Linked DNA regions of Homo sapiens: region 1 is linked to region 2. Evidence: chromatin loops called from intact Hi-C (ENCODE). Cell type or tissue: OCI-LY7. All regions are shown on one strand. Each heading gives the region's core, and the rest is flanking DNA. Links, peaks and the distances in the headings are about the cores only. Region 1 overlaps TMPRSS15 (transmembrane serine protease 15). Region 2 has its middle 63 kb from the start of TMPRSS15.

Region 1 (2,925 bases), core at 101-2,600, 84 kb after region 2:
TATCCTCTTTTGCTTTGCAGAAATGGCAGCATTATAGTCGTATTTGACCTTTTCTTTGCCCAGTGGGTGTCAGATGAAAATGTAAAAGAAGAACTGATTCAAGGCCTTGAAGCAAATAAATCCAGCCAACTGGTCACTTTCCATATTGATTTGAACAGCGTTGATATCCTAGGTATGTGTGAACATTATTTGATTTCTTTGAATCATTAAGCTATGAAATTAAAATTCTAGCAATATACCAGGGAGGAAGTGGAATCATGCTTGACCTTAGGAACATGTCTTATTGCCTGAGGTGACACATTTACATGAGAAAAGTGAAATCTGAAGAAACCGCATTTGAAGAAACTTATCAATGAGAAAAAGTTTATAAAATACCAAATATCAAGGAGATTCTGAGAGTGTTGGCATGCACAGAAGTTTGTGGGTATTATGCATTCCAAGGAGATTCTGAGAGTGTTGGCATGCACAGAAGTTTGTGGGTCTTATGCATTCCAAGGAGATTCTGAGAGTGTTGGCATGCACAGAAGTTTGTGGGTCTTATGCATTCCAAGGAGATTCTGAGAGTGTTGGCATGCACAGAAGTTTGTGGGTCTTATGCATTCCAAGGAGATTCTGAGAGTGTTGGCATGCACAGAAGTTTGTGGGTCTTACGCATTCTTTGCACCGTTCAAGCACACCCTGACTTCAGGAACTCTCTCTAGACATTGTTAGATTGTAAAATCCAGTGGCAAGGTCCGATTTCTAATTGAGGAGCTAAAAAAAGAAGAAAAAAGTAGAGTCAATGAGTTTGATCCCTTCCAGTTACCTATTTATAAAAATTAAGTATTAATTTTTAAAATGATAAATAATTTTAACATAAGAATAAACCAAAAAAGAAGAAATATGGAACATCAAAAATAATAAAAAATACGATTGTAAATGCTTAGATTGTTCCAAATTTTCCATTCTAATTATCCTTCATTCAATTCAATTCAACAAACACAGTGTCCTTATTGAGTATTGTTGAGAACAGTAGTAATTTGCCAAGGTCATCCAGATTCAATCCCTTACCCATAAACCTTGGGACCAAATACATTTTGGAATTCAGAAATTTTTGGATGTTAGAAAGTTAGCCAATACATAAATATCTACACCGAGGGGAATAAAGAGAAACTCTAAATAGCCTAACTATTTAATTAGTTCAACTAATTTTTGCTACAAAATGAGATCAATCGGTATGTTTGCCTCTAAATCAAATACATAAAAACATCCAGGAGTTTTCTTTGTTTATTTTCTAATAGTAGATATGAGATTGTAGATCTCTAGTTGCTTCTCTTCAGAGCATTGTTTCATCAAGCATAGTTTCCTCTTTGATTGAGTCTCCTGCAACATGTTGCAGCTGCTGTTCAGCAAGAAGATAAATTCTTAGTCCTTCCTCTACTGATGGTTTGGACGCATGTCACAGCTGTTTGAGCAGAGACTGTCTATTTTAAATCTTTGATTCAGATGAGCTGAAAACTACTACTGGCTATTATTAGCTAGAACAGGTGGTTTATCTATCAACATTTTTACTCTCTACATTAATCCTCTTATGTGATGTCATTACTATCCCCCAATCAGGGAGAAGACCAAAACACAGATACTTTTGGTAAATGGCCTTTTTCACACAGTCATTTAGACTTAGGCATTCTGACCTCTGTGGTCTGATCCTAATGTCTGCCCTCTTAACCTTTATACTAGTTTGTTTGTAATGTTTTTATCTTTGAACAATTTTAGTTGATTTTTTTCATAGTCATTTTTCTTTTTTGGCATGGAAAAATGAATATTTTCATTTTTTATTTTTTAACTTTTCAGGGTACATATACAGGTTTGTTATATAGGTAAACTTGTGTCATGGGAGTTTGTTGTATAGATTATTTTATCACCCAGTTATTAAGCCTAGCACCTGTTAGTTATTTCTCCTCATTCTCTGCCTCCTCCCACCGCCCATCCTCCAACAGGCCCCAAAGTTGTCATCTTACTATCTCTATTTGAATGTGCATTGGTTTCTGATGGTCTGTTCTGGCAAGCAAATTGACAGATATGCTGAAACTTTTTTTCACGATTTCCTATATTTGGATCATCTGGGGGAAGAGAGTTTGTGATTTTTAAAATTAAATGTTTATTCAATGAAACCATATCCTTTGAGTTAATTTAGAATTAGTATCACAAATGTAATAAACTGTTTTACAACATCAGCCCAAGAATATTCTCAACAAGTAGAAGTTACATTTAACTTGTTGAATTGTGTTAAAACACATTTATAAACACGGTACCAAGTTAATTGTAGGTATTTCAGTTTAATATCCATTTGTATCATGTGAATTTTCAAATTTATAGTTTTAAATTTAGTTAAGAATTACATAGATATCTTGAAGTTGTGTATAATACACTGTCAAACATAAAAAATTTAACCATATTATTTATGAAAAGTCACATAAATTTTATTTTATCTTCAGTGTCAACACTCTACCATGTATCATTTACAAAACTTCAATAGGTTTTATAGAACCAACACAATTCAAAAATGATGAAATGCTGAAATAAACCACCTAGTTAGTAGAAACGAATATACTTCTTAGCCCACTTATCATCAATATAGTCTTGAATAAAAACAAATTCACCACATGACTTTTCATGAGATATGCTTTGATTTCCTTTATATCTTGCATAGGTGAGTCTATCCTTTTAAAACTATCAAACATGTTAAAGTTTGAAGAAAATTGCCAGCTTTTGTCTTCTATGTGCAAAGCACTTTTTACTTATATACCACTTAGTTCCAAGGAAATATTCATTATGTGAAAGATTGTTTTGCAATTGTTACCTTCATATGTTTTAGTGTAAAACAAGTGGTTCTAGGTATGCCAAGATGTGGCGTATCATGTTATATTAGTTGGCTCAAATGTA
Region 2 (2,925 bases), core at 188-2,687:
TCTTAGATTCGTTTATTGGTAGCATCCATAGGACAATATTATAAAATATCTTTATCATATTATCATTCCCACAACAAAAGTCTTAGGTCCCTGGTTCTAGCTCCTGATTGGGCCCCACCTTCCTCTTTACACAGACACACAATTTTCCCCCACTGATTGAATCTGTATATTTTAGATTTAGGAATTCTACTTTATTTCTTCCCTTTTCATCTCTTCCCTAAAACATTTTTCCAAGTCAGACAATTTTTTAAACTCTGGTATGTTAGGTATTTTGTAACAAAATAATCAAAGGTAAACCACTCTATCTGCTATTTTCTTCTCAGTATTGGATTTATCAAGACTTATTACTCAAAAGAATGCATTCTTGTCCTCAAATTATAGCTCCATGATAGGCAAGTAGGAACTTAGTTTATTATTATTATTATTATTATTATACTTTTCATTCTGGGATACATGTGCAGAACGTGCAGGTTTGTTACATAGGTATACACATGCCATGGTGGTTTGCTGCACCATCAACCCATCATCTACATTAGGTATTTCTCCTAATGCTATCCCTCCCCCAGCCTCCTACCCATCGACAGGCCCTGGCGTGTGATGTTCCCCTCCATGTCCAAGTGTTCTTATTGTTCAGCTCCCACTTATGAGTGAGAACATGCAGTGTTTGGTTTTCTGTTCCTGTGTTAGTTTGCTGAGAATGATGGTTTCCAGCTTCATCCATGTCCCTGCAAAGGACATGAACGCATCCTTTTTTATGGCTGCATAGTATTCCATGGTGTATATGTGCCACATTTTCTTTATCCAGTCTATCATTGATGGGCATTTGGGTTGGTTCCAAGTCTTTGCTATTGTGAACAGTGCTGCAATAAACATACATGTGCATGTGTCTTTATAGTAGAATGATTTATAATCCTTTGGGTATATACCCAGTAATGTGATTGCTGGGTCAAATGGTATTTCTGGTTCTAGATCCTAGAGGAATCTCCAGACTGTCTTCCACAATGGTTGAACTAATTTACACTCTCACCAACTGTGTACAAGCATTCCTGTTTCTCCACATCCTCTCCAGCATCTGTTGTTTCCTGACTTTAATGATCACCATTCTAACTGGTGTGAGATGATATCTCATTGTGGTTTTGATTTGCATTTCTCTAGTGACCAGTGTTGTTGAGCTTTTTTTCATATGTTTGTGAGCCACATAAATGTCTTCTTTTGAGAAGTGTCTGTTCATATCCTTTGCCCACTTTTTGATGGGGTTGTTTTTTTCTTGTATATTTGTTAAAGTTCCTTGTAGATTCTAGATATTAGCCCTTTGTTAGATGGATAGATTGCAAAAATTTTCTCCCATTCTGTAGGTTGCCTGTTTAGTCTGACGGTAGTTTTTTTTTTGCTGTGCAGAAGCTGTTTAGTTTAATTAGATCCCATTTGTCCATTTTGGCTTTTGTTTCCATTGCTTTTGGTGTTTTAGTCATGAAGTGTTTGCCCATGCCTATGTCCTGAATGGTAATGCCTAGGTTTTCTTCTAGGGGTTTTTTGGCTTTAGGTCTTACATTTAAGTCTTTAATCCATCTTGAGTTAATTTTTGTATAAGGTGTAAGGAAGGGATCCAGTTTCACTTTTCTGCATATGGCTAGCCAGTTTTCCCAACACCATTTATTAAATAGGGAATCCTTTCCTCGTTGCTTGTTTTTGTCAGATTTTTCAAAGATCAGATGGTTGTAGATATGTGACGTTATTTCTGAGGCTTATTTCCTGTTCCATTGGTCTATATATCTGTTTTGGTACCAGTACCATGCTATTTTGGTTACTGTAGCCTTGTAGTATAGTTTGAAGTCAGTTAGTGTGATGCCTCCAGCTTTGTTCTTTTCGCTTAGGATTGTCTTGGCTATATGTGCTCTTTTTTGGTTCCATATGAAATTTAAAATAGTTTTTTCTAATTCTGTGAAGAAAGTGAAGGGTGTCTTGATGGGAATAGCATTGCATGTATAAATTACTTTGGGCAGTATGGCCATTTTCACCATATTGATTCTTCCTATCCATGAGCATAGAAGGCTTTTCCATTTGTTTGTGTCCTCTCTTATTTCCTTAAGCAGTGGTTTGTAGTTCTCCTTGAAGACGTTCTTCACATCCCTTTTAAGTTGTATTCCTAGGTACTTTATTTTCTTTGTAACAATTGTGAATGGGAGTTCACTCATGATTTGGCTCTCTGTTTGTCTGTTATTTGTTTATAGGAATGCCTGTGATTTTTGCACATAGATTTTGTATCCTGAGACTTTGCTGAAGTTGCTTATCAGCTTAAGGAGATTTTAGGCCGAGACAATGGGGTTTTCTAAATACACAATGATTTCATCTGCAAACAGAGACAATTTGACTTCCTCTCTTCCTATTTGAATACCCTTTATTCCTTTCTCTTGCCTGATTTCCCTGGCAAGAACTTCTAACACTGTGTTGAATAGGAGTGGTGAGAGAGGGCATCCCTGTCTTGTGCCGGTTTTCAAAGGGAATACTTCCAGCTTTTTCCCACTCTGTATGATATTGGCTGTGGGTTTGTCATAAATAGCTCTTATTATTTTGAGATACGTTCCATCAGTATCTAGTTTATTGAGAGTTTTTTGCATGAAGGGGTGTTGAATTTTATTCAAGGCCTTTTCTGCATCTATTGAGATAATCATGTGGTTTTTGTCATTGGTTCTGTTTATGTGATGGATTACATTTATTGATTTGTGTATGTTGAACCAGCCTTGCATCCCAGGGATGAAGCCGAATTGATCATGGTGGATAAGCTTTTTGATGTGCTGCTGTATTCGTTTTGCCTGTATTTTATTGAGGATTTTCACATCGATGTTCATCAGGGATATTGGCCTAAAATTTTCTTCTTTTCTTGTGTCTCTGCCAGGTTTTGGTAAAAGGATGATGCTGGCCTCA

The links. A loop is a pair of places that touch in the nucleus more often than their neighbours do. Peaks named below come from ENCODE experiments on the same cell type or tissue, not always from the same donor. Only the 100,000 strongest peaks of a DNase experiment are listed, where the experiment ranks them.
Region 1: a loop joins it to region 2, with 9 times the contacts of the local background. A loop is called at or near these places in 1 of 110 quality-filtered maps.

What each region holds. Positions count from the first base shown.
Region 1 is chr21:18,380,874-18,383,798 of GRCh38, reverse strand. It overlaps TMPRSS15 (transmembrane serine protease 15), which reads left to right. Exons shown (of 25, transcript NM_002772.3): 4 at 21-172. Among named protein-coding and RNA genes, the nearest start is that of TMPRSS15, 21 kb to the left of the region's middle. In OCI-LY7, for the core only: no CTCF peak of the experiment used is centred there; a DNase peak (open chromatin) is centred at 1,438; H3K4me3 peaks cover 1,131 bases; H3K27ac peaks cover 2,008 bases.
Region 2 is chr21:18,464,910-18,467,834 of GRCh38, reverse strand. It overlaps a transcript of TMPRSS15 not described here. Among named protein-coding and RNA genes, the nearest start is that of TMPRSS15, 63 kb to the right of the region's middle. In OCI-LY7, for the core only: no CTCF peak of the experiment used is centred there; no DNase peak of the experiment used is centred there.